Regions from separate parts of the Homo sapiens genome. Here region 1 is linked to region 2. The links are chromatin loops, found by intact Hi-C in ENCODE. Cell type or tissue: endothelial cell of umbilical vein. All regions are shown on one strand. Links, peaks and the distances in the headings refer to the core of each region. The heading gives the core; the rest is flanking DNA.

What was found. Peaks named below come from ENCODE experiments on the same cell type or tissue, not always from the same donor. Only the 100,000 strongest peaks of a DNase experiment are listed, where the experiment ranks them.
Region 1: a loop joins it to region 2, with 7 times the contacts of the local background. A loop is called at or near these places in 5 of 110 quality-filtered maps.

What each region holds. Positions count from the first base shown.
Region 1 is chr21:33,678,789-33,690,187 of GRCh38, forward strand. All of the region lies in intron 1 of ITSN1 (intersectin 1), which reads left to right. Among named protein-coding and RNA genes, the nearest start is that of ITSN1, 42 kb to the left of the region's middle. In endothelial cell of umbilical vein, for the core only: no CTCF peak of the experiment used is centred there; DNase peaks (open chromatin) are centred at 4,663, 5,443, 6,323 and 7,123; H3K27ac peaks cover 4,248 bases.
Region 2 is chr21:33,754,250-33,765,615 of GRCh38, forward strand. ITSN1 (intersectin 1) reads left to right here. Exons shown (of 40, transcript NM_003024.3): 8 at 1,048-1,148; 9 at 7,674-7,737. Among named protein-coding and RNA genes, the nearest start is that of ITSN1, 120 kb to the left of the region's middle. In endothelial cell of umbilical vein, for the core only: no CTCF peak of the experiment used is centred there; DNase peaks (open chromatin) are centred at 6,542, 6,822, 7,612 and 8,812; H3K4me3 peaks cover 467 bases; H3K27ac peaks cover 4,319 bases.

The DNA of each region.
Region 1 (11,399 bases), core at 1,365-9,364, 77 kb before region 2:
CTGCAACCTCTGCCTCCCGGGTTTAAGCGATTCTCCTGCCTCAGCCACCTGAGTAGCTGGGATTACAGGCATGCGCCACCACGCCCAGCTAATTTTTGTATTTTTAGTAGAGACAGGGTTTCACGGAAGCAGAGATTTTCTGTCAGTGTTCCATCTACTTCATAATGTATTGTTGATATGGTTCTTGATTTTTTAACCTGAAGGCATAAGCATGAAAATAGCATAATGATTTTTCACAGTTCCTGTCCAAGAGTACTTTTTCTTTACATGTTGAATTACCTACCATAGATTGTTTTATCCTATAATTAGAAAGATTATGAGATTACATCATCTTATATTTACCCTTAAAGAGTGTTTCCCGAATCATAAGCCAAAGCCTTTGTATAACCTTATTATGTAAATATTTATGTTTCAGGTGTGTTATTCCCTTTGTGTGTGTGTGTATCTATATACATATATATGCATAGTATTTGTGTTCTCTTATTCCTATGACATTGTAAACGTTCTAGTTGATGATGTCTGTGCTTCCATTGCAACTCTTCACTGCATGGGTACTCTGATGTGTATGGCTTGCTGCTCCCCAGATATTCGTTGACTTTGTGACATCTGTCCTAGGACAATTTCACTATTTTAGTTTTTGGCTACTCAGTTAATTAGAAATGCATCTCAGTTGTATTTTAAGTTATTGCTTTCTACATTTTAATCAGTAAATACAAAGAGATTGCCTTTAGTTTTTGTTATGTGTATTTTCAGGTTATGTTACTGGGAGTACAAAGTTTTACAATTGTTGCTTTCTTTGTGGATTATAGGTTTTAGGAAAATAAAATTTATCGTATTGACAGTTTTTGCCTTGAAAGGCTTATTAAATTTAGCAGTCCTCCCTTTTTTGTGTGTTTTTTGATCCTTATCCTTTTTTTTTTTTTTTTTTTTTTTGAGACGGAGTCTCGCTCTGTCACACAGGCTGGAGTGCAGTGGCAGAGCTCACTGCAAGCTCCGCCTCCCAGGTTCATGCCATTCTCCTGCCTCAGCCTCCCAAGTAGCTGGGACTACAGGTGCCCGCCCCCACATCCAGCTAATTTTTTTGTATTTTTAGTAGAGACGAGGTTTCACCGTGTTAGCCAGGATGGTCTTGATCTCCTGACCTCGTGATCCGCCTGTCTGGTCCTCCCAAAGTGCTGGGATTACAGGCGTGAGACACCGCGCCCAGCCCATCCTTTTGTTTTTAATCTGTCATTTTATTTTAGGTGCATTTCTAGTTCGCTTGGCCTGCTGTCTTTTTCATAACACTTTATTCCTATGTAATAGATATAATGTTCTTTTGCATTTTATTGTTTCTAAAGCAAATATCTTCTAATTAAGAAAAATAACTTCTAGTTAATTTATTTCAAGGGGAAGCAGTGGGGGTTTTATTCCTCTGGATGTTTGTTGTCTTGTGTCCTGTGGAATATTTTCTTTCTGTTTTTGTTCTTTTCTTTCTCTAACTCAGGACAGTGCTGAGGAATGTTTTCATTGGTGCCGTATTTTCTTTTTCTTTCTTTTCTTTTTTCTTTTTTTTTTTTTTGAGACAGGGTCTCTGTCTGTTGCCCAAGCTGGAATGCAATGGCGCAATCTCGGCTCACTGCAACTTCTGCCTGCTGGGTTCAAGCGATTCTCATGCCTCAGCCTCTCGAGTAGCTGGCATTACAGGCATGCACCACCACACCCGGCTAATTTTTGTGTTTTTATAGAGAAAGGGTTTCGCCATGTTGGCCAGGCTGGTCTTGAACTCCTGACCTCAAGTGATCCACCCACCTCAGCCTCCCAAAGTGCTGGGATTGCAGGCGTGAGCCGATGTGCGTGGCCTGGTGCCATACTTTCTGCATTTTTCTTTAAGGAAGGTTCCAAATGTCTGAAGTCCACCAAATGTCTGAAGTCCTGCCCAGACTTTTGGAGAGAAAACACAGCAAAGCAATCAGTAGGTTAATGACTGCATGGTTTCTGGACCAAATTATCCTCATCTACCACTTAGAACATTAAGTTGTAAACCAGAGTCAGCACAGCCAGGGTGGAGATTACTTATTTGTATCCCTTGCTCGTAGGTTATTTAATATTCTCTGTTGTGTCAAAGTTTAGTCGGGTATATTAATTAGTCAGCTTTTGCTAAATTATGTTGTGGTAACAATCTCCAAATCTCAGTAGTTTACGACAACAAAACTTTGTTTCTCAGTTTAAGGCTCTTTGTGGGCTTCATGCCATGGTAGAACCTCAAAAGTGGCATGTGCCATTTCAACTCATACTTCATTGGCCAAAAGCAAGTCACGTGGTCATGCAGGGCCTCAGTAAGCAAGAAATATTTACCCGCCCGGGGATGGACAGGTAGGAAAGGGTCTGTTAAGGAAGGGCAGCAAATATTTGGATAACAGTACTATGTGTTTGTATGGAGCGATATTTAAGAAGGTTTCCTAGGTTTTTTGAGGGGTATTGAAGCTGAGAGGTTGGGGGCAGGCAGGAAGCTCTGCAGCCTGTAGCCTATGGTATCAAGCTTCATGAGAACGAGAATTAACTAGTTACATCTTTATTACCATTTTTGGCATCTCTGCAGACAGTGGATCTAATGCATGATAGCTGATTAATAAATGTTTGTTGAATTAATGAACAAAATAGCAAGAAAGTAACGTATTCTGAGGCAGGAGAATTGCTTGAACCAGGAGGCAGAGGTTGCAGTGAGCTGACATCATGCCATTGCACTCCAGCCTGGGCGACAGAGTGAGACTCCGTCTCAAAAAACAAAAGAAAGTAAACAGATTATTTTCATGCTATTTGATGCCTCCGCTTAGTTTGGAACCAGTTTTTATTTTATTTTATTTTATTTTATTTTATTTTATTTTATTTTTTGTTTTGTTTTTGTTTTCGTGTTTTTTGAGACGGAGTCTCGCTCTGTCGCCCAGGCTGGAGTGCAGTGGCGAGATCTGGGTTCATTGCAAGCTCCGCCTCCCGGGTTCACGTCATTCTCCTGCCTCAGCCTCCTGAGTAGCTGGGACTACAGGCGCCCACCACTATGCCCGGCTAATTTTTTTGTATTTTTAGTAGAGGGGTTTCACCGTGTTAACCAGGGTGGTCTTGATCTCCTGACCTCGTGATCCACCCGTCTCGGCCTCCCAAAGTGCTGGGATTACAGGCATGAACCACCGCGCCTGGCCTTGGAACCAGTTTTATAGAGCAGTTCCTACAATAGCTCCTTTTATATTTAAAATGAAAAGTGCTTTCTTGGGGGTCATTTTGCCATACCAAAAGATTATGTGCTTAAAAAAAAAACTACATACTAATTACAGAAAAAATTTTAAATATGCATTAAATACAAGCAAGTAGAGGTTGTGTTCTATTTGGCTACTCAGGACAACTATTGGTGTTTTGTTATATATCCTCCTATATAATTCCTTTCTTTCTTTTCTTTTTTTTTTTTTTGAGATGGAGTTTCACTCTTGTTGCCCAGGCTGGAGTGCAATGGCGCAATCTCAGCTCACCGCAACCTCTGCCTCCCAGGTTCAAGCGATTCTCGCTTCTCAGCCTCCCTAGTAGCTGGGATTACAGGCATGCGCCACCACGCCCGGCTAATTTTGTATTTTTGGTAGAGGCGGGGTTTCTCCATGTTGGTCAGGCTGGTCTCGAACTCCCGACCTCAGGTGATCCACCCGCCTCGGCCTCCCAAAGTGCAGGGGTTACAGGCATGAGCCACATAGTGCCCAGCCTCTTTCTTTTCTTTTCTTTCTTTTTTTGAGATGGAGCCTCTCTCTGTTGCCCAGGCTGGAAGAATACAGTGGCACCATCTTGGCTCACTGTAACCTCTGCTTCCCGGGTACAAGTGATGCTTGTGTGTCAGCCTCCCAGTAGCTGGCACTACAGGTGTGCACCACCACACCCAGCTAATTTTTGTATTTTTAGTAGAGACGGGGTTTCATCACATTGGCCAGGCTGATCTCCTGACCTCAGGTGATCCACTCACCTCGGCTGCCCAAAGTGCTGGGATTGCAGGCTTGAGCCCTTTTTTTTTTCCCCATATGGCTTCTGAACATTGTTTATATTTATTGTCACACTAGGATCACTTAGTTTTGTACTTTTAGTAGTATCTATTGCTTTATTTGTTATGTTGCCAATCGGCAGTTGTAAAGGTCGTAGATGAAATAGACAAGTATTTATAAGATTAATTTTATCTTACCCTTGTTCTCTTTTTCTCTTCTTGAATTTCCTCCTTCAAATATATGAACTATTTACTTAACCAAACACTCTCTTTCTCTTCCCTCTCACCATGGCAAGAGTGAAAGGGACCAGAATGATGAAAGGTAGACAGTTGGCCTGAGGAAATAAGGTGCCTTGGCGATTCTCAGACTGGATAATCAGCTCCTGGGGAATCAGGCGCTGACTTTTTTTTTTTTCCTCCTGCTTTTACTCAGAGATCATCTTTTCATATTTTGGGATTTGTGCAGTCATTTCAATGATCTAAAAGTGAAGAGCTTGATAATAAGTTGATTTTAGTCCTACTGTCTTTTTGTGACGGATGTGCTAGATAAGCTTAATGTGAGTCATTCAAGAACCAAGCCCCTGTTTGAACCTGTCCATTGAGGGCCCTGTTTATCAGAGGTTGAAGCATTTTTTAGCTAGCAGCTGATCTTGGGTAAGCAAGCCATTGTACAAGTTCCCCATGCCTAGTTGTTTTGCATCATTAATCATCTTTTCTTCAAGCCATGGAAACATGGCTGAGTCTTGAGTCATCTGGCTCTTCCCAGTGCTGGAAATCCACCCTGCTGAGGTGAATGTGTGAAATATTTTTTGTTCTCGGTAGAGATCTGAGAACTGGTTTGTCTCCTGCAATGAACAGATTGAATTCCTTATAAATATGTTACTAAAAGGTACCTTTTGTGTCCATTTTACAGATATCTGACATGATTATTTATTAAACTCCTTTAAATAACTCCTGTGCTTAATGCAGTTTCCAAATATTTGAAATACTAAATGTAGATTTAGGGAACTCAGTGACCAGTTTTCATTTGCATTTTGATGAATTTCTCTATTTTAATATTTGTAGTTGCTATCCATTTTAGAAATATCCACTCTGCCAAGTAGGTTGGGAATGTGTGCAAGAATGACAGCTTAAATAATGTGCTTGTTTGCTATTGGAGCCGATGCCCCTAAGTAAAGCTACCAGATAAAGAGAGGAAAGGGGGAAAAAAGGAGGAGAATGAAGCCACCGTGTAACATCTGTTAGAGACTCAATGTGAGCCCTGTGAGTTAGTCTTCATTTCCCATGCTATGTTTTATTTTTATTTTTCCTGTTCCATTAAAGCATTTCGGTTAATTCTGTATAAGTAGAATGCTGATAACTCCTTAGAGAAATGTGATTCAGTAATAACCTTGTTTCCATGTGACTACTTATCTAATCTGCCATGCATCTGCTTTAAGGAAGGTGTCCATTAGGGTCAACTCACAGGTCAGACATTAATCTTAATTGTCAAATGTCTCAACTCATTGCTAGAGACTAAATTGATCTTGATGGCACTCATCTGAGTACCGATTCACACTAAAAGACAGTCAAGGGGTTGTTTTCCTTTGTGTGTTGTAATTCTTAGCAGGATCCTAAAAATGAAAGTTTTAAAATGTGGAATAGCATGATTAATGAGGACATTTATTAAGGTTAAGGCAGTTTAAAAGTTCAGTTTAATCTAAGGTTAGCTTGTAGGAACTGATATAAGAGATAGTTAAAAATTTGTTAAGCTTTACTTAAAACCTGTATTTGGGGGTAGAAACAGTTTTCCTAGGGTACTTATAATTTCCTTTAATTATCTCAGAAAGAGGGTCTCTTATTAGGATGAGGGAAAAAAATGACCCGTCATTCTTTTAAATCAGGTTTAATTTATTCCTGATATTTATATGATTCTTATATGTCATGTAATTCTTATGACATATAAGAGAGAAAACATTAATCTAGAGTAGGTAATTTCCTAGTTCAGCTTCTTCCACTTGTGTGAACTACAGAAGAACTGAAGAGTAATTGTAATTGTTTTATAACTTTAAAGAATTTAAGAGATTAAATTGCTGTCCTTGTGAATTCTTTGTTAAGTAACTCTCAAAGAAATAGTCAAGTTAAAGGGGATTTACTTTCTAAAACTAGCTTTCTTTTCTTTCTGTCTAACCTTTTATTATGAAAAATTTCAACATCTACAAAAGAAAGGAGAGTAGTATCATTACCCAGCTACAGTCACTGTTAACTCTCAGCTAATCTTGTCTCCATCCTGCCACCCTCCACTCCAGATTATTTTGAAGCAAATTCTAGACATCACTTCCTTTTATTAAAGCAAGTTGCGTTTCATAGTGACAATAGAAACCATTTACTCTTGGCACAGGTGCTAAGGTCTGAATACAACTTTAAGGAGACAGTGTCTGCATTGAAGAGCTTATGTTTTAAGAAAGGAGTTTATGTTTTCACTGGATATACTCGGCGTTCAGGGAATCAGAGACTTTCTTCAAGTTTCCCTTGTCTTTTAAATAGGGACGTATTTGCAAGTTCTTATCTGTTTGGAAATTCCTGTAGCAAGTTCAGGTTTAGTCATTCTGTACTGCTTTGGTGGTGCCTTATCTAAATAGTATTGAAAGGAAGAAAGAATTATTTCACCAAGAGTTGGCCTTGAAAGGAGTTAGATGTATTGGGTATATTTAGGAAGTACCCCTTCAACGCTGTAATAATATACCAACTTTTAAAGCTACCTCATAATAGCTCTTAAAAACACATTTAAAACACTTAGAGGTGATCCTTTTTCCTAGCCATCAGTGGGACAAATTAATTCCTTTTTGAGTAAAAAAAAAAAAAAAAAAAAAATTCTCTTTTTTTAGTACTCAAGATCAGCAAGTATTGGTTGACTCATTCTTTGTTGTTAAACCTCTTGGTTTCTCAGGCCAGTGTGTCTTTTTGTATACTTTGACCTTGCACTTTAAACTGAATTCCTTTTGTCCTTTGAGGGAGGCATAAAGCTGTCAGTTCCTGTTGGTGAGTGTGGGAAATTGAGTTTTCACTCTTCTCTATAATTTCTGCATTTCAAGTGGTTTTAATAATAATCATAACTATTTCTCAATTTTACTTCTTAAAAAAGTAGATTCATCAGACTGAATTGAATATTTGTTTTCCTTCTAAAGCTGAAGCCAATTTTGCCATACTTGTTTGTGCATTCTTAAGAGTTTAGTACTTAAGCATAGAAAACTGTGGGGTTCACATTTATATTTTGCTTTATTACAACTTAGAAGGTAATTGATGACTTGGCTCTGTGGTATGCTCAAAGTGCTGGACTGAGCTAGTTCAAGAATGTCATTAGCAGTGAATGGGAAATATGTGTCTACTTTTCTTCAGTAGCTAAACAGAAGTAATTATATATTTACATTCTACCTATTTCATAGGGATGTTGTTAGAATTACTGTGATTAGATTTTTTTTTTTAATTTCCAAATGTATTTAAGCTTCTTTACAGATAGGTGCCATATCAAAGCAAGGTGTTAATGTCATTTTTCTCAATTTGTGTTTTTGTCACTAGAAATATATATATATTGCTTTTTCTCTTTTCCTGGTATATTTTTCTGATAAATGTTTTGAAATTTGTTATCTTAAGTTTTTCATAGCTGGAATGCTAGAAAAGCATTTATGTCCTATTTTTAGTGCAAGTGATGAGTCTGGCTGGGTGGGTAAGTTAATGGCAAGGTAATTGAACTGTGCTGAGTGCTCGCCGATGTATCCTTCTGGCCTCTCCATTTTCAGGGTAGAGTTACTGTTTACAGTGACATGTTTCACAGTCTGTGTGACCAGCCAGTGTGAATCAGTTCGTCTATTGCCTGGCTTTCTTGAGCTCAATTTTTGTCTCATTTCCCCTTTCCATTTTATATATCACATTTCAAGATGGATGATCTACTTGTCTAACCACTCCAGGGAAGATTGGTGCCATCTAATAAAGTCAAAATGAGGTCCTGCATGTTACCTGGCATAAATTAGAGAATTATAGAATGAATGTGTGAACAGATCTGAGACTAGAGCTAGGTCACGAAACTCCTCAGTTTTTTTGGGTTCTCATTATGTGTTTATGGATGGAATTGTTCTCTTTATCTGGTTTGGGTGGTTTTGTTTGTCAGTGGCCAATGTGGTGGATATTTCAACACAATTTGGACATGCTTCCTATATATTTTGCAGAATGGTCTTTTTCTTTTGGTTAACTTTATAACTAATAGTTAAAGAATTTTCAAGCCTCAGCTGGGTACGGTGGCCCATGCCTGTAATCCCAGCACTTTGGGAGGCCAAGGTGGGCAGATTACCTGAGGTCAGGAGTTTTGAGACCAGCCTGGCCAAAATGGTGAAACCCTGTCTTTACTAAAAATACAAAAATTAGTCAGGCCTCACTCCAGCCTGGGTGACAGAGCGAGACTCTGTCTCAAAAGAAAAAAAAAAAAATTATTTGGGCTTGGTGACGTGCACCTGTAATCTCAGCTACTCGGGAGGCTGTGGCACGAGAATTGCTTGAACCTGTGAGGCAGAGGTTGCAGTGAGCCAAGATCGTGCCATTGCACTTCAGCCTGGGCAACAAGAGCAGAACTCCATCTTAAAAAAAAAAAAAAAAAAAAAAAAAAAAAAGAATTTTCAAGCCACATTAGGATGCTTATCGGCATGAGTTTTACATAATAAGACAATCTGAAATGTATTTGAGTTTTGATGTTTCTAATCTGTAGAACTTGAAGGCCTAAGGATTTTGTAGTTTTTTAGGGAACAGCATTCCTCTTTCTCTCAGGTGATCTATGTTATGTTGACCTACTCAAACATGTTAACTTTGAAAATGAACCAACGTTCAGGAACAAATGAAATGACATTTTCAGGACAGCATTCCAAATACATAGTTAGGGACAGTTGTTCGTAGCTTCTGGAGTGTTTGAAAATGGCCCTCATATCATACAACTTGAATTGGCATTCATTGACAATCACTTTGCTTTTAAAAGATGCTTAACAAAGAGTTGTAAGTAACATACTTTGAGACTGAGTAAATAAAATAAACATGCGAACCTTTGATGTTAAGCTGAGTTTGTTTGATTTTTCAGGCTGAATATACAAAGACTGTTTCTAGGAAAACTTGTGCTTTGTACAGATAGAGGAACCTCCTAAGAATTTTGATTGTGGCTTCCAAAATAGCAGATTTCTAGAATATGATTACCTACTTTATCTAAGATTTCAAAAAGCTGCTTTGTCTATTTTATGATATAAAGTTTTCAAAAAATCATCACTGTTTTGTTTGCCTTTTTTTTTTTTCTTGAAAAGGCATGTGTTTAAGCATCAGCCTTATTAGCTGGACTGTTATTTCATGTATTTCTGTTAGAACGCTGGATAATGGACTTGAAACTTACATGGCTAATATAATACCATGAAGTTTAGGAAACTAAGGGCTCATTTCTGTTGTATTCCTTGGAACGTATGTGGGTTCAAGATCAAAATCATTATTTCTTCTTTGTTTTGGTATTTGTCTCTTTCGGGAATTAAAATTTGTTCCCAAACATTCGTAGGACTACACTGTAGCAGGAATCTGAATAGAAAACACTCCTTGTTTAGTTCTGAGTTTATGTGGATGAGGACTAAGTGACCATTGAAGGTGGAAGGGTGATCACAGAGATTACTCAGAACTTAATTTATTAATTCTAAAATGCGTTCATTGAATACACATGGTTTGTGTGCTTTTTATGGGCCAAACCATGTAACAGAGGCTGGGAATGCAGTTCTTGCTCTCAGGGGAATGTAGTCTTGTCTGAGAAACAGACAATGAACATCAGTTTCCAATAGATCTAGTTGTAGGCTTAGAGCATGCAGAGGGAACAACAGAAAAAATCCACTGAGACCATTCTGGGGTCCAAATAGGACCCATGGCCCAAGTTTAGAATGGCAAGAAAGAGGAAAGACAGAGGGAGCTTGGGCAGTGTTCTGCAAAGGATAAATTCAGTTCTCTAAGAATAGTTCACTAGTCCTTTTTTTTTTCTTTTTTTTTTTGAGATGGAGTTTCGCTCCTGTCACCCAGGCTGGAGTGCAGTGGTGCAGTGGTGCAGTGGCACGATCTCGGTGCACTGCACCCTCTGCCTCCCAGGTTCAAGCAATTCTCCTGTCTTAGCCTCCTGAGTCACTGGAATTACAAGCACGCCCGGCTAATTTTGGTATTTTTAGTAGAGATGGGGTTTCACCGTCTTGGCTAGGCTGGTCTTGAACACCTGACCTCAGGTGATCCACCCACCTCGGCCTCCCAAAGTGCTGGGATTACAGGCATGAGCCATTGTGCCTGGCCTGGTCACTTGCTCATAGTTATTAATCTGAAGAAGTTCTACAGTAAATCAAATGTTCAGGATTGCCTAATGTTGACTTACTGATTTAGAATATCATTCTCTTGGTATGCTTCTATAAACTACCAGTGCTCAATTTTTCTTTTCAATTTTGAACTTGTTGATGGACAGTGTCTACAGTCTCTTGACAGTTATGTAATTTGTGTCTATTTAGGTTTAAGCTGTCACCTTCCCAAATGCGGCATCTGTGTAGCCCCAGAGGGAGCATTCTAAAAGGTAAATCTGAGCCTGGCGCAGTGGCCCAGGCCTGTAATCCCAGCACTTTTTGGGAGCTGAGGTGGGAGGATCACTTGAGTCCAGGAGTTTTAGACCAGCCTGGTAGCAAGACCCTGTCTCTACAAAAAATAACAATAAATAAAATTAACAGGCACAGTGATGTATACCTCTAGTCCTAGCTACCGTAGAGGCTAACATGGGAGGATTGCTTGCACTCAGGAGTTCGAGGCTACAGTGAGCTATGATCGCACCACTGTACTCCAGCCTGGTAGCAAGGGCCTATCTCTAAAGAATAAAAAATAGACTAGGCATGGTGGCTCATGCCTGTAATGCTAGCACTCGGGGAGGCTGAGGCCGGTGGATCACCTGAGGTCAGGAGTTCAAGACCAACCTGGCCAACATAGTGAAACCCTGTCTCTACTGAAAATACAAAAGTTAGCCGGGCATGGTGGCGCACGCCTGTAATCCCAGCTACTCAGGAGGCTGAGGCAGGAGAATCGCTTGAAATCGGGAGGTGGAGGTTGCAGTGAGCTGAGATTGCACCACTGCATTCCAGCATGGGCGACAGACCAAGACTCTGTCTCAAAAAAAAAAAAAAATAATTAAAAAAAAAAATAAGGCCGGGTGCAGTGGCTCACACTTGTAATCCTAGCACTTTGGGAGGCCAAGGCAGGCGAATCACTTGAGGTCAGGAGTTTGAGACCAGCCTGGCCAACATAGTGAAACCTCATCTCTACCAAAAATACTAGCCTGGCGTGGTGGTGCATGCCTGTAGTCCCAGCTATTCAGGAGGCTGAGGCAGGA
Region 2 (11,366 bases), core at 3,329-11,328:
AAAAATTGAAAAAGGTGAATTCATATAAGTACTTCTCGAGTGTTTGGGAGGTATTTCCTATACTTGAACTGTATATAATAGATATAAGTGCATAGATAACACATGGAAATGATGATTAAAAAGTTCAGTATTTCAGTAAGATTGTGCTTTTACATGTTTGAATAGATATTTTTGTTGAAGTGAAATTGCAGACAGAGCATTAGCTGTAATCTGTCCTGGAAGGGGAATGCCAGTTTTACTGTCTGAGCTCAGCCATTGGGTTTAATTCAGATGTCGAAGCTTAACAAGCCATTGGTACCAGTGTGATATTTGTGTGGACAGTGGCATCTGAGGAACTAATCACTAAGGAAGTGTAGACGCAGCCTAACTACTGGCAAGTGTGTCCTTGGGCCAGCTCAGGATTGTGGCACATTGGCAAGGAGAGATCAGTATTGGATTGTAGTCGAGAAAGTGAAGCTGTCTCCATTCCCACTCTGCTTATGTGTGACCATGGAAATGTTCTGTTCTCTCTCTCTCTGGGAAACTGTCCAATGGGTCTGAATTTAAACTTACCAGAATGGAGTAATTTCACTTCATTAAGAAATGGGTCCTGTATATTCACGTATAGAAAGTTAAAACATTTTGGAGAATTAGTACCTTTAAAGGCAGTTATTGGTTTGCTTTTAGCATTGCTTTTTAACCAAAAAAGAAGTGTTTTAGAAATTAGAATAGCCTGGACATTATTGTTTTACCTCAGTTACAAGAGGTTTTTCATACTTTTATAGAACCTTTAAATTATTATATATACAACTTGAAACAGCCTCTCAGTCTATTGTGTTTATCCATGATTCTGGAAAAATAATTATCTATTTGAGGGAAATGTTTATGATCTTAAAAATGGGAAATACCCATGGCAAAAAAAATCAGAAGTAGTGATAATAAAATGAATAAAATATGAAAGTTAGAGATGATTATCTAGAGAAGTTCTTAGTTTACTGTCATTAAGGAACTTTACCAGGCTGTTCCTTATGGATAATCCTCTTTCTCTCCTTTTTCTTTTCCCCACAGTGTCCCACCAGTGGCAGAGTGGGCTGTTCCTCAGTCATCAAGACTGAAATACAGGCAATTATTCAATAGTCATGACAAAACTATGAGTGGACACTTAACAGGTATTTACAAATAAAAATTAGTGAAATATGATCTTTGTTTTCAATGTAAACTGTTTCTAGATATTGGGTCATAGATATTTTCCATGTCTGTGTGCTTATTTCTTGGCAGTGTTTCCTTTGTCTCTGTTATCTCATGTTCTTATCCACTGATAACTCTTTACATAGTTATATCATTCTCTCATGCCCCATTGCTTTGTGGTAAAATGGAATATAGACCAGGGATACTCCTGTACGCTGAAAGCCACTGATATGCAAATCAAGGCACTAGCAAAGAAACACTTCTTTGAACAAAAACTAGCTTCAACTTCTGAAGTCCAGCTTTGAACTTGATGAACTTGAAGCTGTCTGTTCACTAGGTTAGAGTTGGAGGCAGCAGGCAGGGTAAAAGCAGGGAGTTGAGAACATGGCTCTGTCTCAGATAACTGCCTAGATAGGGCTCACCACTTTGGATATTTCTTTATCTATTAATATAAAAGGCCAGAGTTAACTTAGGTGATCTCAATGGATTTTTTTAAAAGAAGAATGATTCTGTTATCTACGTCAGAAGGATAGACAGGAATTTTAGCATACTGTTCAAAATTTTTCTCACGAAGGTTTAAATACTTGTTAGAAAGTTATAAAGAAGGCTGGGTGCAGTGGCTCACGCCTGTAATCCCAATCCCAGCCCTTTGGGAGGCTGAGGCGGGTGGATCACCTGAGGTCAGGAGTTCAAGACCAGCCTGGCCAACATGGTCTCTACTAAAAATACAAAAATTAGCCGGGTGTGGTGGTGGGCACCTGTAATCCCAGCTACTGAGGCAGGAGAATTGCTGGAACCTGGGAGGCGGTTGCAGTGAGTCAAGATCATGCCACTGCACTCCATCCTGGGCTGCAGAGTGAGACTCCGTCTCAAAAAAAAAAAAAAAAAAAAGAAAGTTATAAAGAAAAGCATAACTTTAATGAAAGAAAATAGAGACCTCTGATATGAATATTAAATGTTAAAGGGAAAAACTAACTGCCCTCTAACAAATATGAAAGGAAGGGAAAAAAATTAGGTTTCCTGTGTGGTGGAGTGGGGTAAGGGGAGGATTATAATCCAAAACACTTTTAAGAAATGATTCTTACTATTTTTTCCTTGCTATTACTTAAAATTGCAATTTTTACTCCCAAAAGAAAAAAGGTATCTTATGTTTAAAAATGTCAGAGTTGGACGAGATTTTGAAGGGTTCTAATCTAATCTTGAACTCTGGTCCCTTTAAGGATCTCAGCAGTCACCCCAAATAAGCATGTATTTATGTTTGAATGGGTGAATAGTAAATACACACAGATTCTCGATGTGTCATACTGCCTCATAAAGCAGTAGCTGTCAAAACCAGCCTACCTTATGCAGGCTCTGCTTTTTTTTTTGAGATGGAGCTTCACTCTTGTTGCCCAGGCCGGAGTGCAATGGTGTGATCTCAGCTCACTGCAATCTCCACCTCCTGGGTTCAAGTGAGTCTCCTGCCTCAGCCTCCCAAGTAGCTGGGATTACAGGCATGTACCACCACGCCCGGCTAATTTTGTATTTTTAGTAGAAACAGGGTTTCACCATGTTGCTCAGGCTGGTCTCAAACTCCTGACCTCAGGTGATCCACCCACCTCAGCCTCCCAAAGTGCTGGGATTACAGGCATGAGCCACCACACCCGGCCCACTGAAGGTATATTTAATAGCATATTTTTAAGTACTGTTTTACATGGTTTGTTTGACACCAGTGCTCCATACAAACCCAGAACTACATTGCCAATGAATCCAAAAATATTTCTTGAAAACGTTGGTGTTTGCTGTGAGTTGATTAAAATAGTATTCAATTGAGACATTGATTGAGAAATTCTCTCTTTCTTGGTGGGATGTGTGTTTTATGAATGAAATGCAGTATCTACATTCCAAATATAATGACCCAGGCACTTGAGCATTTAGAACTTTTAAATATCTGAGGCAGAAAGTAAAATTTGAAATATACTGGAAAGAAAGCAGATTTTGATATTGTTTATCTGCATACTTATTGCTACTTTGATCCAGCAAGAATTTAAGGTGGGAATTTTACTTTTGAGCCAGACCTTTGTATAGTCATGTCAAGTAGAATAATTTATTACAGTAAATTTTAAAATGGGAATAAACAATAGAAATTTAATTTTTTTTCCCTTTATGTACTTAGGAATCAATATGAAGTATGTTTTATACTAAATTAGAATGTTGATGGAAACAGCTGATTTGTTGAGGTGGATGGAACATAAAGGTCATTGTCTTGATCACAATTATAAAAATAATTTTATGAAGTCAGAATCCCCAAAGCAGTTCACTCAGCTGCAGGAGAAGCAAAATATCAAGAAAGTTGAGAAAAGGTTTCAGTATATAACATGGCCCAAAAGAAATATATAATTTATATTTGTAATCTCTTGTTTTTCATCCTTCTTGCTTTTGTTTTTTGTGGGTTTTTGTTTTCAGGAGCTAAAAAGCACTTCTTTTCTTTCTTTTTTTGAAACAGAGACTTGCTTTGTTACCCAGGCTGGAGTGCTGTGGTGCGATAGTAGCTCACTGCAGCCTTGAACTCCTGGGCTCAAGCAATCCTCTCACCTTAGCCTCCTGAGTAGCAGGGACTACAGGCGTGCATGCACCACCACACCTGGCTAATTTTTTTAAAAAAGTTTTCTTTAGAGGTGGGATCTTTGTTGTCCAGGCTGGTTTTGAACTCCTGACCTCAAGCAGTCCTACCACCTTGTCCTCCCAAAGTACTGGGATTACAGGCACCCAGGCTGAAGTACAGTGACATAATCATGGTTCACTGCTGCCTGGATTTCCCAGGCTCGGGGGATCCTCCCACCTCAGCCCCCAAGTAGCTGCGACTACAGGCATGTGCCACCATGCCCAGCTAATTTTTTGTAGAAACTGGGTTTTGCCATGTTCCCCAGGCTGGTCTCGAACTCCTGAGCTTAAGCGATCTGCTTACCTCTGCCTCCCAAAGTGGTGGGATTATAGGCGTGAGCCACCGCGTCTGGCCTTAATAGTGGCACTGTTTACCCCACTGACTATCTGGGTTGATTTAGCCGATACATCCTGTTGGACACCCTGTTCTTCCTTCATGGCTTGATGTGTAACTGTTGCATGCCCTTAAAAGAGACTGCCTTATAAAATAGAGAGGGATCATTCTTTAATTAAGGTTATGTAAGAAGCTCTAGAACTCTGGTATTCCTGTTAATAATGCTAGCCCTTCTTCTCAAAGAGGTATTTTATTGTTGCATTCTGAAACAATGAATATGCTATTTGGTAATTCATCTATTAATCAGAAAAGCTAAAGTCTTAGTCATTGTTTTAAATAAAGCTCATTTCATGTAGTTACTCTCTCCTTTCTAGCCATACTTCCCTGCCCAAACATGGATGCCAGAAGTGGGGTTTGTGTGCTTGGGATTTCTGGTTTTATTCCTATGTTCCCTTATAAGCCAGTACTCCAAAACCGATATCCCTTTATGTACCTAGGTTTCCACAGAAGAGTTCTGTGCACTCAAAGCTCAACTGTGTGTTGTCCAAATGTGCTAAGATGCTATCTTAGCTGTTGCTGATCTATTTTTAATATTTTGCAACATTGATTTAGGACATATGTAGACAAATAGTAGAATTACAAGAGATAATTGTGATCTTCTAGTGTGGGGATTGGCAAACATTTTCTGTAAAGAATAGCACAATAAATATTTTAGGCTCATAGGTCATATGTTCTCTGCTGCAACTACTCAACTTTGCCATCGTAGCATGACAACAACCATATATCATGCTTATATCAGTGGATATGGCTGTTTTAATAAAACTTTGCTTACCAAAACAGGCAGTGGGCCAGATCTGGCCTAAGGGCTATAATTTACCAATCCCTGTTGTAGATTATTTTCCTCATTTCACAGATGGAAGAACTTCATTTTAGAAAGTTAAAGTAGTTTTGTTAATGTCACATGCCATTAGGGAGTCAGGACTAGAATCCAAGTCCCCTGATATCCAGGTTTAGAGCTAGTTCTTCACATTTATTGTTAGGCTTTTTATGTGTAATAGATAAAATATTAACTTCCTTTTTTATAGTTCTGGAGTAAGGGCAATTGTTACAAGTGTAAATTAAATCACCCACTAAAGTTTTGTTAATTCTACTTTGTTACCAACATTCTAGATACAATGTTACAGACTAAAGAAAGTGATGCCTGAACTTTGCTCATTCCATTGTACCACAGTCCTTTAGAATCTTCACATGAATTCAGTAGATTGTTTTTTATTCTTAGATGCTCCCAAAACACACACGTGCTCATGTATGCACACACATCCAGCAGGAATGTGTTCATATATTCACCAAAAGTTAGAATGCTCACTATTAATAGTAGCCCTAATTGAAGACTAACTGAATGCCTATCAACAGTATAATGGACAGGCCGGGCACAGTGACTCATACCTGTAATCCCAGCACTTTGGGAGGCCAAGGCGGGTGGATCACGTGAGGTCAGGAGTTCGAGACCAGCTTGGCCAACATGGGGAAACCCTGTCTCTACTAAAAAAAATAGAAAAATTAGCCAGGTGTGGTGGCGCATGCCTGTAGTCCCAGCTATTCAGGAGGCTGAGGCAGAAGAATCATTGAACCCGGGTGGAGGAGGTTGCAGGGAGCCAAGATGGCGCCACTGCACTCCAGCCTGGGTGACAGAGCGAGACCGAGACTCCATCTCAAAAAAAAAAAAGAAAAGAAAAGAAAACAGTAGAATGGACAATGAATTAGGATGTAATGACACAATGATACACTCCATAGCAGTGAGGATTAATGTTCTACAACTCTACACGACAATATATTGAGCAAAATAAGCCAGGTGGAACAGCGGACAGGCTATTTGGTTAGAAGTTAGGCTACCTTGGTGGTAGCTGAGTCTAAAAGAGAGGCAAATAGGGGCATCTGGGGTGCGATTATACTCTCTTTCATGACCTCCATAGTGTTTGAGTATTTTCACTTTGGAAAATTAATTCAGCTGTGTACATGTGCACATGTATATATCCACATGTATCCGTATGTGTGCTTTTCTGTCAGGATTTTATATGTAAATAAAAGTTGAACTATTGTCAGTAATGTTACCTGCCATTAGAGCACCTCTCATGTGCTAATGTGATGCTAAGCTCATTGCCCCAATGGATCATAGACTGGTTTATCTGAAATGAGCAAACTAGGATCCAGACTACCTGGCCCAGTCACTCAGCAAAGTCTAGACTAAGCCAGGACTAGAGCCTACAGCTCCTTGGTTCCCTGACCTCTACTGCTGGCCATGCAAAAACACATCCAGTTTTGTGGTTTTTGATGAGGTGACGTTTGAATAAAGAAATAGCAAAAAGCAAAAACATATACACCAGAATCTTCCCAACAAAATTGCCACAGCCTTCCATTCCTCTGTCCAGCAGTCTTCCTGGGACCACATCTTGAGAGGCAGTGCTGGAAAGGAAGACGTATTTATTTCTCCCTCTCTGACTGTAGTTTATTTAAACTGAGTCTCCTACTGTGCGTTTGTCTGATGTCTAAGGCCACTTTCATACCAGAAGTGAAGATGTTTATGATTATTTTAAGAAATGAGAGCTTATTTTGAGAGAAGAGTAGAAATTCCAGGAATTCTTCTTTTTTTTTTTTTTCTTGGCTAACATAGGAAATGTGTTTTGTTTTGTTTTTTTAATTGAGACAGTGTCTCACTCTGTTGCCCAGGATGGAGTGCAGTGGCATAATCTTGGCTCACTGCAGCCTCCGCCTCTGGGGCTCAAGCGATCCTCCTACTTCAGCATCCCGAGTAACTGTGACCACAGGCTCATGCCACCATTCCCAGCTAATTTTTTGCACTTTTGGTGGAGATGGGGTTTTGCCATCTGGTCTTGAACTCCTGAGCTCGAGCCATCTGCCTGCCTCAGCCTCCCAGAATGCTGGGATTACAGGCACGAGTGACCACACCAGGCTGGAAATGTGTTTTAATCCTGGCTATTAGCGCTTCCTGCAACTTTTTTTTTTTTTCTTTTTAAGTCTGTTTAGTGAAACAGTTTCCCGGAGATCTCTCCGAGGTCCCTTCCTCCTCTAAGATTCTCCGAATCTTCCCTGAATTTGCCTGAGGTTGAGCAGGGTGGAGACAGCAGGTGGTAGCAGCGGCAAAAGATGTTAAACTTAAAGAGAATAACTTTCAAGTTTGTAAATAAAGCCCAATACAAATAAAGATGGTAATGTGGACAAAAGGTCAGGTTATATTTTGAAACTCTAAATCTTTCACATGGTCATTCTTTATCAAACATCCATTTAACAAAAATTTATTATGTGTCAGATGCTGTGCTCTGTGTTTCTCCTCTTTTTCATTGGGGCTTAATTTCCTTTTTACAAAGCCCCTGCGGTAGTAGCAAATGTTATTTAAAGCATTGTGATTGCATGAGGTCATGGAGTAGTCCACATACGCAGAACCCTGGTCCTCCTGTACAGTGAGTATTTGCTGACTCATCTGTATGTCCTTTTCCTGGTTCCTGTTTAGGTCCCCAAGCAAGAACTATTCTTATGCAGTCAAGTTTACCACAGGCTCAGCTGGCTTCAATATGGTAAGGAATGAAAAGTTCTTTGGTTTGGATAAAGTGGAAACTTGGTTAGATTGGTGTGGCCTCATGGGTTTTAGATTAATACCGTTTTTTATGGGGGAATATGTAGAATTTGCTTAATTTCAGTGAGTTGTAATGATTGCCTCTTTTATAATACTATTTCCCCTCTCAATTTTGAAAAATACAAAAGCAGATTAATACAATAAATTCTGAAGGAGTGATAATACAACTTAACAATTCTCAACTCGTGACCAGTCTTGGCTCTCCCTGTCTTTGATTTCTTTTTCTTTTTTTTTTTTTGAGATGGAGTTTTACTCTAGTTGCCCAGGCTGGAGTGCAGTGGTACGATCTCGGCTCACCGCAACCTCCACCTCCCGGGTTCAAGCGATTCTCCTGCCTCAGCCTCCTGAGTAGCTGGGATTATAGGCATGCACCACCATGCCCGGCTAATTTTGAATTTTTAGTAGGACAGGGTTTCTCCATGTTGGTCAGGCTGGTCTTGAACTCCCAACCTCAGATGATCCACCCGCCTCAGCCTCCCAAAGTGCTGGAATTACAGGCGTGAGCCACCATGCCCAGCCTCTTTGATTATTTTAAGCCAAATCTTAGTTATTATATAATTTCTACTGCAAATATTTTAGCTTTTATCTTCAAAAGAGAGGGATTTTCCTTTTTTTCATTCATTATTATTATTATTACTTTTGAGATGGAGTCTCACTCTTTCATCCAGATGGCAGTGGTGCCATCTTGGCTCACTGCAACCTCCACTTCCCAGGTTCAGCCTATTCTCCTGCCTCAGCCTCCTTAGTAGCTGGGACTGCAGGCATGAACCCCCACGCTTGGCTAATTTTTGTTTTTTTAGTAGAGACAGGGTGTTGCCATGTTGGCCAGGCTGGTCTCGAGCTCCTGACCTCAGGTGACCTGCCCACCTCAGCCTCCCAAAATGCTGAGATTCCGGGGGTGAGCACTGCGCCTGACCGACTTTCTTCTTAGCACAGTCATAACAGCAATAGCTCACCTAAGTTTTTCAGTAGTCATCCTTATCATTAAATTAATCAGGGAATGTTCACATTCCTTAGAGTGCCTCAGAATGTTTTTATAGTTCATTTGTTCAGCTCAGGACTGAAATAAGCCTGTATTTTGCAATACTTGAGTTTTCCATCTTTTATGTCTCCTTTAATCTATAAATTTCCCCTTGTCTTGTTCTCTGCTTCTTTTCCCAAGTCCCCCAGGCCGCCCCCCAACCAAAAAAAAAAAAAAAAAAAAAAAACTCCGTTAAAAACAAACCAGATCATTTGTCCTGTAGTTTCTTAATGGCTTAACTTTTGAAGAGTGCGTCACTGTGGGATTGTCTAATTTGTTTCTGTATTTCCTGTAAATTGATAATTAGATCTAGAGCAAAGTTTCCCAACCCCAGCACTATTGACATTTTGGGCCCGATAAATCTTTGTTGTTGGGGGATGTCCTGTATACTGTAGGATGTTCAGTAGCATCTGTGGCCACTACTCACTGGATGCTAGATGCCAGTAGCATGAGCTCCACACCCAGCATGACAATCAGAAATGTCTCCAGACTTTGATAGATGTGCCTTGGGGTACAAAATCTTCCCTGGTTGAGAATTGCGGATCAGATTTGATTTTTTTTTTTGTTTTGTTGTTTTGTTTTTGATAAGACTGTGCCAGAGAGGTCTCTGTGTACTCTCCTCAAAAGGCACATAATGTCTCTATTGTGTAATGATTTTGAATAGCTATCGATGAGCATTGCCTGGGTCCTACAGGCTTCCTTAAATTTAAATGTTAACTAGAATGGTTTCTTAAGAAGTGTGCATGTTATAGCTGTATGTTGGTGATTGTCCCTGGAAAATAAACTTTGTCTACAAGACTCACTGCAAAGTTCGTGATTTTCTTGCAGGCCACATTGATAGGGTTGTTTCACAAATGATCAAGCTCTAATGCAGCTTCCTTTGCCCTTCTCTTCCCTTCTGTTTTGTATGAAAGAGCTTGCCTTTGGCAGTAGACCAGACCAGTTAATAAACATCTTATATCTTTGACACACCCAGAACTCTTTAAATCAGGGTATTGAACAGTATCCTAGGGCCCCCTGAAATATAAACTTAAGATCTAACATTAATGGAGGTTGGTTGACAATTTATTAGGTTGTTCTCATGATACCAGATTATATTGAAATATTTATTTTAAATTTCTCATTTATAACTTATCCTATTTGAGAAAAACGCTTGAGGCTTCTTCTGTTAGAATGTTATATTCTGGTGCTACACACTAAAAAAGATATTTTAATTAAATGCTTATAATCATAATTTAGGTAAGTGTGGTGAAAAAACAAGAATTTCAGCCACCTTCTAACTGGTTTACCTAGGACTGGCTAATTGTGAGACACAAAAAGGAACAGAATAAGGAAGAGCGGGCAGGGGTTTCATTTTATTTCATTTGCATTTCTTTTTAAAACTGGGTATCTTGCATATGGGTATCTTGCAAAACTAGAGGAACAGAAAAAAGATCAGCAGTTGCCAGGGGATGGGGGCAAAGGAGGGAGTTGCTACAATCAGATGTGGAATTTTAGGTAGAGCTGACACTATTCTGTATGTTGTGGTTCATGTTTGTCAAAACTCTCAGACCTATACTCTAGAAGGTGTGCATTCTACTTTATGGAAATTATAACAAAAAAAGTTTATAGCACCTAAGGAAATTTCAGAATTAAGAAGGTTTCTTAATTTTTGGCATTGGCAAAACCAGTTTCCCATTGCATTTGTCCTGTTGACATTCTAGTGAATGGATGTGTTGTCATGTATCTTCTTTTGATGGTCCAGAAATTGTTTAGTAAAATCACATTCTTGGACTTGCCAGGAGAATGTTTGCTGTAATTAGCTACTTGGGCAAGTTCATTATGAAGAATGATGGAGATTGAATCCTGAGATTGAGGAAGAGGAAACACTTAGACTCTGTGGCTGGAGTTCATAAAGATCCACTGTGTAGGCCTAGATTAAGGGGTGGCCAGCTCTGCCCAGTGGGCCGAATCTGGCCTGCATCTGTTTTTGTGAAGAAAGTTTTTATCGTACAAATAGCCATGCCCATTCATTTATATGTTGTCTATGGCTACTTTCTGCCAAAATGACAGAATTCAGTATGATAAGGATTGTATGTCTTATAAACTGTAAAATATTTACTACCTGACCCTTTACTGATAGTTTGTCATTTCCTGGTCTAGAGCAGAACATTTAACAATATAGAGCTGGGTATGGTGGCTTATGCCTATAATCCCAGCGATTTGATAGGCTCACTTGAGGCCAGGACAGATCAGCCTGGGCAACACAGTGAGACCCCCATCTCTACAAAATATTTTAAAAATTAGCTAGGCATGGTGGCGCACACCTTGTAATCTCACGTTTGGGAGGCTGAGGCAGGAGGATCATTTAAGCCCGGAAAGGCTGTGGTGAACTATGATCTTGACTGCAGTGAGGCTGCAGTGAACTGTGATCATGACTGCAGTGAGTCTGCAGTGAGCTGTGATCATGACTGCAGTGAGGCTGCAGTGAACTGTGATCATGTCATTGCACATCAGCCTGGGTAACAGTGAGAGCTCATCTGTTAAAAAAGATTCATGGAATATGAGTG